Linked DNA regions of Homo sapiens: region 2 is linked to region 1. The links are chromatin contacts, found by Hi-C or POLR2A ChIA-PET in ENCODE. All regions are on one chromosome and are shown on one strand. The core of a region is the stretch at or near the end of the contact, and the rest is flanking DNA. Distances in the headings are between cores, read along the strand shown.

Region 1 (5,671 bases), core at 1,760-4,259:
CTAACAACCTAACAGAATATCAAACGCTCCAAATCATTTAAACAATACAAACAAAGTGTGTTCCGTAAAAGGCATGATAAAACACACTCTGCAGTCAAACAAGCTTAGGAAATGCTGGATCACATCAAGTTACAACGGTCATTTAGGGAGTCCAGTTGTCTAGCTTCCAGTTTCACCTCCACCATCAAGTAGATTACTTAATCTCACTAATAACCCTCATGATAACAACACGCACCTCATAGGGTTATTGTGAGGATTAAAATGAAGTATGTATGTAAAGCACCTGGCACAGGGCATGACATGTAAATGTTGGTCACTGGTATTACTTACTGCAGGACTTCCCAGATCCTATTTTGATAGGAAGAAAACACCGACACCTAACTGGCTCACCAAAAAAAAGAAAGGAAAGAAAAGACAAGAAAAACCAACAAGACACACACCAACATCTGTAAAACACAGCTTGGGAGAAACCAATTTAAAACCACCTGATCATTTGGCCAATGCCAGCTTCATCAACCCCTGCCCTTGGCTGATGCTGGCCAGCACTGGGGCACAAAGAAAAGAATATGAGGCTTGGTATCAGTAGACCAGGCCAGAATCCCAGCCCTGAAGGTGGGTGTCAGGTAAGTTATTTCACATCTCTGAACATGTTTGTCAGATGCAAGATGGGGGTGAAACCACTACCCTAAGGACAGACGAGAAAGATAATCACTATGCAAACACTTGATGAATATGAGCATTCTCTCCTCCGTCTTGCCTGTTTCCCCCCCGCCTCTCTTTCCTTGCCTGTGTCCAACATTGTCTCTGGGGATCTCTGCATCTTCTTGTCCCTGTCCTGTCCCCCCCCTTTTTTTTTTTTGAGATGGAGTCTTACACTGTCACCCAGGCTAGAGTGCAGTGGCGCGATCTCCGCTTACTGCAACCTCTGCCTCCCGGGTTCAAGTAATTCTCCTGCCTCAGCCTCCCAAGGAGCTGGGATTACAGGCGCCTGCCACCACGCAGTGGTATCCTGTCCCCTTTCCTAGCCCAGTATGTCTAAGAAAGAGTATACAGTTATGGCATGGTGGAGAAAAAGTTAATATATAACAGCAGCTAACATTTATGAGAAGCTTCCTGGGTGCCATGATTGGTGCTTTCATGGCAATGAAAAATTGATACTTTCCATGCTCACTAGTTCTTCCCAACAACCTATCTATGAGGTAGGTACTGTTACTGTACCACTTGAAAGGCCAGGGTATTGAGGCTCAAAGAGTTTATCACCTGCCCAAGTCATACAGTTAGGCAGTGGCAGGCCTGGGATCAAAGCCAAGCTGCCTATCTGCAAAGGGCATGTTCTTTCTTTGCAGAAGAGCGTCTACCCCGCACCAAGCAGGCAGCTGGGCCTGCTTCTGCCTGAGCCTGGGGATCTGAAAGCCCTGAAGGCCTTCCCCTCCCCATGGACCCCACAAGTTAGCAGCAGTCTGGCACCAAGGGCATTCAGCGGGCTGCCTGTTCTGCCCACAAACTGTCCACTAGCGACAGTCCAGATGGTATGCAGTAAAAACCTCTACCTGGAAAAAAATTTTTTTTCTAGTAGATTTTAAATTGGTTAAAAACACATGGGATAAAAATCCAACCATTATTACCATCCTCTCTACACTTAGGTCGATGACTCTACATAGCTGGAAAGTTTGCTGTGAGCTTTTTTTCTGTTTTAAAGAATAAATGTCTTCTTCCCTCACGTCTACCCTAAACCATAAGCTCCTCCAGGGTGGAACCTCCATCTTTGTGCCCCTAACAGCACTGAGACAGGGAGAAGGGAGGGGCACTCCATAACGCCCAACTTGACCCTGCCATTTCCTCATTTGTGGGTGCCCCCGTCCTCTCACCCTATAATGGCTTCCAGATCTTTTCCCAGGTCCTAAGACAGCCTTTCCTCCACATTCTGGAGGACCCAGGGACCAAAGCTACAAGAACCTCTGTCACTTGCCCACTTTTTTCCTGTGTCAACCCACACTGGAATTGCTAGAACCCTAAAACCAAAGGGTCAGGGGATTATTATTAGGGACAATGAGCCTAGGACCTCCCCTGTGACTATACCTGGAGGGAAGTAGCAGAGACCCAAAGTAAGCAGCAGATTATTCCAGACTGGGTCAGCAGGCGTGGCCCAGGGCATAAGGAAGGAGAGAAATGGCCACGGGAGTCAGGGTCACCAAAGGGAACCCTGCAAGGCCTATCTGGGCTGCCTCCTCCTGCTCCCCAAAGGGCAGCTGATCAGGAAGAGAAGGGGTTTCACTTCCTAGACCCAGCAGGCAGCCCTGGAGTAGCTCTTGGTGATCAAGATAACTCAGAGCCAGGAGGGGGAAACCAGGATACTGGGAAGGAAAGTGACCTCCCCCTGGTTAGTGAGGGCCATAGTCATTCAGCCTGTGCCCTGCAATCCAAGGCCAAAGTTCTTTCCTAGACACCAGCCAGGCTGCAGAATTTCATTTAAACAGCGATCAGAGGCTAAAACTGAGCACCCATGCAGCCCACAGATATGTCTTCATTTGTCCCATGTCTTAAGTCGTGTCTTAATACGTAAATTTGAATATTACATATTACACATAAAAATCCAGATTTTTGGCTTCCTTTTGTAAAGATGGAGTATCTGGCAACACTGAGCCCACACTGCCACCTAGCAACGATCCACTAGAGCAGAGCAGCAGCCATCCCTTTTGGAAGGGGCACACACTTTCCAGTCTGTCTCAGAGCCCACCACTGCCCACCAACTTCTACCTGGACACATTACTCATTTACATGTCCTGACCAGTCCCTGTAACACCTGACACTAATCTTACATCCGGAGGAAACTGCTAGGAGTTATCTGATATAATCCCTTGCCTTCAGGCAGTTAAGGCTGTGTTCAAGTTAAAGATAGGCAACTGATGTCATAAAGGTTCAACAACCTCCTCAAAGTAACAAAGTTAAAGGTACTTGACAAGGAGGAATCCAAGCCAGGTGCCCGAACAGGAGACTTGTATCTAGACACAACCTGCAACACGGGTCCTGTGATTCCGAATCTGGCTTCTAGTTCCAACTCTGCCATGACTAAAGTATGTCACTGAGCAAGTCCCCTCATTTCCTAGGGCCTCAGACTCCTCATCAAGGACACAAGAAGGGCGGATTAGGTGCTCTCTCTAGGTCTTCCTTGAGCTCTAACAATAGGTGAACCCATATAGTTCTGAGATTTCCAATAACAGGATTGAAACAAACACAAAAGGCTCTTTCTGGTTGATCTTGTGTGATCCAGAAAATGTAATTAACATCCATATGCTCCATTTCCTGACTGCTTCACATAATCAAGTTTTTCCTGCCCAATGAAATAAGCAGTCTTTCTTATTTTAACTGGCTTCACAAACTGAGTTAGAAAGATCAGAAACTCCCTTTAGCCTCTGAATTAAGCTGCTTCAACTGGGCAGAGGAAGTAGCACTCAGATCCAATGTGAGCCACAAATGTCACTCAGGAAGCAAAGGTAACTATAGTTAGAATGTGAACACAGACACCTTCACCCTCCGTCTCCTTACAAGTTCTGGCACTGCCTCCCTCCTCTCTCTGAAATTCCTCTCTCCTGTCAGCCTTGAGGGATCCCCTAGCCTGGCTCCCTTGCCCCAGAGGCCATTCCTTCTTGAGGTTTTTTTTTTTCCTAGATCCTTCCCTCTTCTCAATTCCTAATGGTTGAAGCTCAAATCTTAAAAATCTTGATCCTAGGTTCTTCTGTTTTTTTGTTTTTGTAAGACAGGGTCTTGCTCTATTGCCCAGGCTGGAGTGCAGTGGCACAATCTCAGTGCACTGCAACCTCCACCTCCCAGGCTCAAATGATCCTCCCATCTCAGCCTCCGAAATAGCTGTAGCCCAGGCTGGTCTCCAACTCCTGAGCTCAAGCAATCCAATCCACCTTGGCCTCCTAAAGTGCTGGGATAACAGGAGTGAGCCACCGCGCCCGGCCAGTTCTTCCTTTCTCACATGAACTAACACCTGTTCTGAGCCTCGTATTTTATTCTTGTATTTAATCCTGACAATAAGGAATTCGTCTTACTAGCCAATTTTACAGATGAAGAGATTTGAGGCCCGGAGAGATTATCTCAAAGCTTGTGAATAACCAACCAGCAGAGTCAGGATTCAAATCCAGACTCTTCCTTCTGCTTCTAGCCAAGACAGGATGGCAGGGACTAGATTTATCCGTAGCCCAAGAGAAATGAATTAACAGTTTTTGAGACACTGGACATCAAGCAAAAAAGGACAGTGATCCAAGTTGAACCCTACGATCACACCCAGTTGATTGCTGAGAGTTTCCAGGCCAAGGAGCAGGCAAGGAAAACCCAGGCAGAGCCCAGCAACTTCCTGAATTAATGAGATAGAGCTGAGAGTCTGGGGAGACCAACGCAGCTGGAGTTCATGAGAGTACCTGAGGAGAGAGCTGCATGGAGAGAGAAAACCCTGGAGAGCCACGGAGGGTCCTCCTCAAGTATTCAGCAGAATACTGATCAGCACCCATGTGTGAAAAAGCTATCTAAGGCCAGGGAAAGAACCACTCAAAAGGATGACAGAGAATAAATAATATTAAGTACTCACATGGGGCCAGTCATAGTGCCTCTTCCTCAGCTAGATTAGAAAAGCCTCATAATTCTTCTTGGAGGGCCTTCAGGAGGGCCTTGTCTTAATAGTAGGGATTAACTAGCTCTATACTAGATAAACACTGCTCTGGGCCTGCCTAATAATTCTTAGACCCAAGACCCAAAAGGCAAATTGTTACCAAAAACTTGTGCCCCCAAAACATAAAGAATATAGGACGACAGAAATATTCAGTACCCAACAAGGCAAAATTTACATTTGACATCTAATCAAAATCTACCATTTATGCAAAGAAATGGGTAAATAACACCCATGATGCAGAGTAAAATCAACAAATTCCAAGTAACCCAAACTAACACAGATGTCAAAATTAGCAAAGAGATGAAAACAGTTATAACTATAGTCTATATGCTTAAAAAGCGAAGGAGAAACAGGGAAGATATTTGCTATGGTTTGGATACGGTTTGTTTGACCCTGCCAAGTCTCGTGTTGATATTTCATCACCAATGTCAGAGGTGGGGCCTAGTGAGAGGCATCTGGATCATGGGGGCGGATCCCTCAGGAATGGCTTAATGCCATTCTCCAGGAGTAAGTGAGTTCTTATTCAGTTCCCGAAAGAGCTGGTTGTTAAAAAGAGCCTGGCACCTCCTCCTCTCTCTCTCGCCACACACATAAGCTCCCCTTCGCCTTCCACCATGAGTGGATGCAGCCTGAGCCCTCGCCAGCAGCAGATGCTGGCACCATGCTTCTTATACAGCCTGCAGAACTGTGAGCCAAATAAACCTCTTTTCTTTATACATACCCCAGCCTCTGGTATTTCTTTAATAGCAACACAAATAGACTAAGATAATCTTTTTAAACACCTACATCGAGCTTCTAGAGATTAAAATTATTACATGGATGAACAGCAGATCAGACACTTCATTGATGAAAAGATTTGTAAACTTGAATAGCAATAAAAACTATCCAAAATGAAATACAGAGAGAAAAAATAATTTTAAACATCAGCAGAGCAGCAGTGAGGTGTGGGATAACTTCAGGTAACCTATATACATGTAACTGGAGTCCCCAAAGGAG
Region 2 (5,671 bases), core at 1,462-3,961, 45 kb before region 1:
AGCCACCAGGTCCAGCCTGAGCTTGTTTTCCTGCGACTAGATGGTCCCATCTGAGAGTCACGGGAGACAGTGACAGATCATCAGGCATTAGATTCTCATAAGGAGCATGCAACCTAGATCCCCCGCATGAACAGTTCACAACAGGGTTCACACTCCTGTGAGCATCTAATGCTGCCGCTGATCTGGCAGGAGGCAGAGCTCAGGCAGCCATTCGTGTGATGGGGAGCGGCTGTATATACAGACGAAGCTTCTCTCCCTCACCAGCCACTCACCTCCTGCTGTGTGCCAGGTTCCTAATAGGCCATGGACCAGTACTGGTCCATGGCCAGGGGATTGAGGACCCCTGGCTCAAATAACAGAAATTTATTTTCCCACAGTTCCAGAGGCAGCAAGTCCAAGACCAAGGCACCCGCAGGGTTTCCTTGGAGGCCTCCCTCCTCGGCTTTCCTCCCCATGTCCTCACACGGCCTTCCCTCTGTGCACCCTCATCCCTTGTGTTGCTTCCCCCTTTTAAAAAGGATACCAGGCCGGGCACAGTGGCTCACGCCTGTTATCCCAGCACTTTGGGAGGCCGAGATGGGTGGATCACGAGCTCAGGAGTTCAAGACCAGCCTGGCCAACATGGTGAAACCCTGTCTCTACCAAAAATACAAAAAAAAAATTAGCCGGGAGTGGTGGCACGTGCCTGTTAGTCCCAGCTACTCGGGAGACTGAGGCAGGAAAATTGCTTGAACCCCAGAGGCAGAGGTTGCAGTGAACCAAGATCGCATCACTGCACTCCAGCCTGGGAGACAGAGCAAGACTCTGTCTCAAAAACAAAACAAAACAAAACAAACAAACAAACAAACAAAAAGGACACCACTCAGATTGGATTAAGACCCAGCCCTACTGGCCTCATTTTAACTTATTCACCTCTTTAAAGACCTTATCTCCAAACACAGTGACATTCTGAGGTACTCGGGGTTAGGGCTTCAACCTATAAACTTTGGGAAGGACACAATTCATCCCATAACTGCTAAGAAAGTGGGGGTGTTTTTTTTTTTTTTTCAAAGATGGGATCTCACTATGTTGCCCAGGCTGGTCTTGAACTCCTGGCCTCAACTGATCTTCCTGCCTTGGGTTCCCAAAGTTGGCAGGGGTGAGTAGGATATTTTAGTCAAGGTGGTCAGGGAAGGCCTCTTGGAGGAAGTGTCATTTGAGCTGAGGTCTAATCAGGAGATCTGGGGAAAAGAGAGTCCAAGTAGAGGAAAGTATAAGAACAAAAGCCCTGAGGCAGGATCGAGTTTGAGGTCTCTGAGGAACAAGAAGGCCACACTGGCTGGACCTGAGGTTGGGGGTGATGGCAGGCAGGGACGGGGTCAGCAGGGCTTTGTAGGCCACGGGAAGGAGTTTGGATTTTATACAATCCTTCTCCTGCTTCACTAGAGGCCATGGGATGTGGTAAGAGGTGCTGGGACATAGTGATGAATCTGACTCATCTTCCCCATTGCCCCCCCACAGCTCTGACCCCTGCCCAGGTGCTCCCAGCCAGGCAGGCAGATAAGGAGAGGATTTAATCCACTGTGATCATTCCTGAGGCAGAGGAGGTAAGGGAGACCCTGAGGCCCAAAGTGCTAGCCCTGCCTGAACTAGTTAGGTTAGTGTCTCTGGCGGGGCTGCCAGACTCTTGATTTGAGATGAAGAAGCAGAAGCATATCCCAGGCAGAGAGACCTGTGTGGGCTAAAGCCTGGAGAAATGAAAGGGCTGCTGGTGAGCTCTGGTAGGTGGGAGATATGGGACAGGGCAGCAGCAGCACCTGCCACACAAACATCCACTACCTGGGAGCTGGCTAAGGAAATGATGGTCAAGCTGTACCAGAGAATGAAGCAGCCTTCTCTCTGCAGATACAAAAAGATCTCCAAGATGTATTAAGTGCAAAAATGAAAGTATAGAACCACGTTCCTGATAAGCTACCATTTGTATATAAAGCATGTGTGGGGGTGGTAAATATGACGACATATTTGTCCTATTTACATTTGCATAAAGAAACTGGAAGGATACACAAGGAACTAAGGCATGTGGCAGGTGATGGGGACTAGGCAGGTGAGGACGATGCAGGAGTTAGCCTTGTTTTACTGTGTGCCTTTTGAATTGTTTTTGTTTTTGTTTTTGTTTTGAGATGGAGTCTCACTCTGTCACCCAGGCTGGAGTGCAGTGGCATGTTGTCGGCTCACTTCAACCTCCACCTCCCAGATTCAAGTGATCCTGCTGCCTCAGCCTCCTGAGTAGCTGGAATTACAGGTGTGCACCATCACGCCCTGCTAAGTTTTATTTTTTTTAGTAGAGACAGGGTTTCACCATGTTGACCAGACTGGTCTCCTAACCTCAAGTGATCCACCCACCTTGGCGTCCCAAAGTGCTGGGATTATAGGCATGAGCCACCACACGCAGTCCTGAATGTAATTTTTGAAACCCATAATCATGAAACTCATTCTTAAAAATTGAAGAGCAAGAGTACAGAGGATGCGGCGCGGGAGCTGAGGTCACCAGGGCTGAGGTTGCTGTCATAGTATAAAAAGAGACATACTGCAACTGTGAGATTAACAAGAGCCATAGGACCCACTTAAGCATCTCACAGGCCGGACACCAGGTGTCACTTAGCAGTTGATACAGCCTGGCCCCAGGATTTCCAACCCTGGCCAGGGGATTTCCAGAAAACAAGACCACCTCAGCACAGATGCAACTTTCATAAACCTTGAAACAAAGCTTCCCCTTACAAGAATAGCTTAAACTTCTTTTTTGAAAGAAACACCTGGCGACTAACCTAGACTGAACCCAGGTCTAGGGAAGGGAGAAGGATCCCCCAAACTCTGAGGATGGTCTCTACACAGAGACCCTCCTGGTCAGCTGGTCCTCTGACCTCCTAAGTGTATCTGGCCCGTGTCATTGATGTCTGTCTCGTAACAGCACAGCCAAAATAAATCACTTGAGGCCGGGCACCATGGTTCATGCTTGTAACTCAGAACTTTGGGAGGCCAAGGGAGGAAGATGGGTTAAGGCCAGGAGTTCAAGACCAGCCTGGGCAACACAGCAAGATCCCATCTTTTTTTTTTTTAAGAAAAGGATAAACCGTTTGAGCATCAGGCAGTGTCTAAGACTCATCTTTGACACGAATCAAACCAAAGGAGAGAAATCGCTCGTGGGGAAGCTGGTCACCTAGGACCACCCGAACACAACAGCTGCTTATGATTTGGGCAGTAGGGAGCCATGGAAGGATTTAAAGGTAGGGAGGAGGTGTGTGACGTGATCAGACTTGTGAGCAGCCAGTGCGGAGAGTGGTTCACAGGGGGCAGCATGGAGGAGGCAGGTGTGACCATCCAGCTAGTGCCTGGCCTCTGATCTAGGGCAGAGACAAGGAGGTGGGGTGGGGAGCAGAGCGTTGGAGGGGGAAGGGACAGTAGAAGGCAGAGCTAACGAGGCTCCACTGCCAGGCAGGGATGCTAACCAGCTCCTTCCCCTCGGAAAAGAGGTGGATGTCAAATCTTGAGCCCCGCCCAGCCACACTGGCCCCTGATAAATCCCCTCTGGCCAGTCATTACTCTTCTCACGTGCAGCCCCCTAATTGCCCAGAGATGAAGTGTCTGAGGCTGCCCTCTTGCCATGGCAGACAAATGCCTGTTTGAGCAGAAGCCGGAGGGAACAGGACAGATGGGGTCCTGTTCAGCTTCCCTGCTCCCAGATCCCGGGCCTCGCTGCTCCTGTGGGCTTTGGGAAACCAACAAGGGTTTGTGTTTAATGAGGCTGCCTGCTCATCCATCACGCAAGGCCAGTGCCTTGACGACAGCAACCACCAAAGATGAGGGCCAGGCCAGGGTCCCTGAATCAGAGCAGGGTGAGGGTGGGGCAGGCTCAGTGCAATCGAATCCAGGCTGTGTAAATCACCACACCTCTCCAGGCTGTGATTTCCTCACCAAAATGGGGATCATGTTTTATGTGGCAGACATTGCATGTTAACAACTCTACACCCACTTGCTCTACTTCTTTAGGAGGAGAATCACATTTGTTTTCAGGATGGGGAGGAAAGGTACCACTGAAAAAACTCACTCTTCCCGCTTCCCTTGGAGCAGAGGCCACTATGTGGCAAGAGATAACACATAAGGCCGGGCGCGTTGGCTTGTGGCTGTAGTTTCAACACTTTTGTAGGCAGACGCAGGAGGATCGCTTGAGCTCAGGAGTTTGAGACCAGCCTGGGCAACATAGCGTGACCTGTCTCTACAAAAAAAAAAAAAAAAATTTCCGGGTGCGGTGGCTCATGCCTGTAATCTCAGCACTTTGGGAGGCCGAGGTCAGTAGATCACCTGAGGTCGGGAGTTCAAGACCAGCCTGACCAACATGGTGAAACCCTGTCTTTACTAAAAATACAAAATTAGCCGGGCGTGGTGGCACATACCTGTAATCCCAGCTACTCGGGAGGCTGAGGCAGGAGAATCGCTTGAACCCAAGAGGCAGAGGTTGCAGCAAGCTGAGATTTCACCATTGCACTCCAGCCTGGACAACAAGAGTGAAACTGTCTCAAAAAAAAAAAAAAAATTAAGTTAGCCAGGTGTGGTGGCACACACCTGTAGTCCCAGCTACTCAGGAGGCCGAGGTAGGAGGTTCACTTGAGCCTGGGAGGTTGAGGTTGCAGTGAGCTGTAATCACACCACTGCACTCCAGCCTGGGTGATGGAGTGAGACCCTGTCTCAAAACAAAGAAGCAAACAAAAGACAGAAGACATGGGGCATTTGGAGATGAGATGCCTGGAAGTGCAACAAGAGGGTTAAAGCCGCACCCCAAGGGTGCTAAAATGTGAAGATCAAAGGTGTCCAAGTCCCTGGCAGCTTCATGGAGCCACTAAGTCACCTGGGGCTGCCATATCCAGACTTCTGAATGGCACTGGGGTTTGAATGCCTCTGTGAGGACGAAAGACAAGGCTCCTGGCCCTGTGAGAGCCCTCCAGCTGAAACTAGGCTCCCTACATCAGGAAAAAGCTGGAAGTCAGCTGTTTCTTCTTGGGACTGGAAAAACTGCCCAATAACCTTGGGCTGCAGCCTAGAAGTGGGTGTCTTGCCCTGGGCCATAGAAAAAAAAAAGTCACCCAAGATAAACTGAAAAAACAAACAAAGCAAAAAGAAAGAGAGAAACTCAATAGGTGGGTTTGACAGTAGTCTGTCATATTCATTTACTGGCCCTGTCATAATAAAACAGTAGAGTGGCTTAAGCAACAGCAATCTATTAACTTTCAGTTCTGGAGGCTAGAAGTCCCAGATCAGGGTGCTGGTGTTTGGTTTTATCGGAGGTCTTGCTCTTTGGCTTGCAGACGGCCACCTCCTTGCTGTGTCCTCACATGGTCTCCCTTGCGCATGCTCATCCTTCCTGCCCCTTGGTGCATCCACATTTCCTCTTATAGGGACACCAGTCAGATTGCATTAGGGGCCACCCTGATAGCCTCATTTTAACTTAGTCACCTCTTCAAAGACCCTATCTCCAATATAATCACACTCAGAAGTATTGGGGGCTATAGAACACCTATCAGAGGTGTTCGCCCAGAATACAGCACAGAGAGAGATAAAGAAATGTGAAACATAAAGGGGAAGTTAAGATGGAGGATGAAATGAAATGATCCATTATATATCTAATAGGATGTACAAC

What was found. A loop is a pair of places that touch in the nucleus more often than their neighbours do. ChIA-PET counts read pairs that join two places held with the same protein, here RNA polymerase II (POLR2A). Pooled maps may share reads with other maps.
Region 2: a pooled map shows a loop between it and region 1 (2.0-fold over the local background). The contact joins two enhancer-like sites. A Hi-C loop is called at or near these places in 2 of 50 pooled maps. POLR2A ChIA-PET finds 5 or more read pairs at or near these places in 11 of 52 experiments (GM12878, H1, OCI-LY7 and 7 more).

What each region holds. Positions count from the first base shown.
Region 1 is chr20:33,835,434-33,841,104 of GRCh38, reverse strand. All of the region lies in intron 1 of CHMP4B (charged multivesicular body protein 4B), which reads right to left. Among named protein-coding and RNA genes, the nearest start is that of CHMP4B, 27 kb to the right of the region's middle. RefSeq lists a silencer at 3,419-3,568. Within about 2 kb of position 3,009, at least 7 of the 41 ENCODE cell types and tissues checked have a DNase peak (open chromatin) inside an H3K27ac peak, as active enhancers do; they include GM12878, where a contact is called at or near this core.
Region 2 is chr20:33,880,316-33,885,986 of GRCh38, reverse strand. No RefSeq gene overlaps it. Among named protein-coding and RNA genes, the nearest start is that of CHMP4B, 72 kb to the right of the region's middle. RefSeq lists enhancers at 2,225-2,484, 2,665-2,784. Within about 2 kb of position 2,711, at least 2 of the 41 ENCODE cell types and tissues checked have a DNase peak (open chromatin) inside an H3K27ac peak, as active enhancers do; they include GM12878, where a contact is called at or near this core.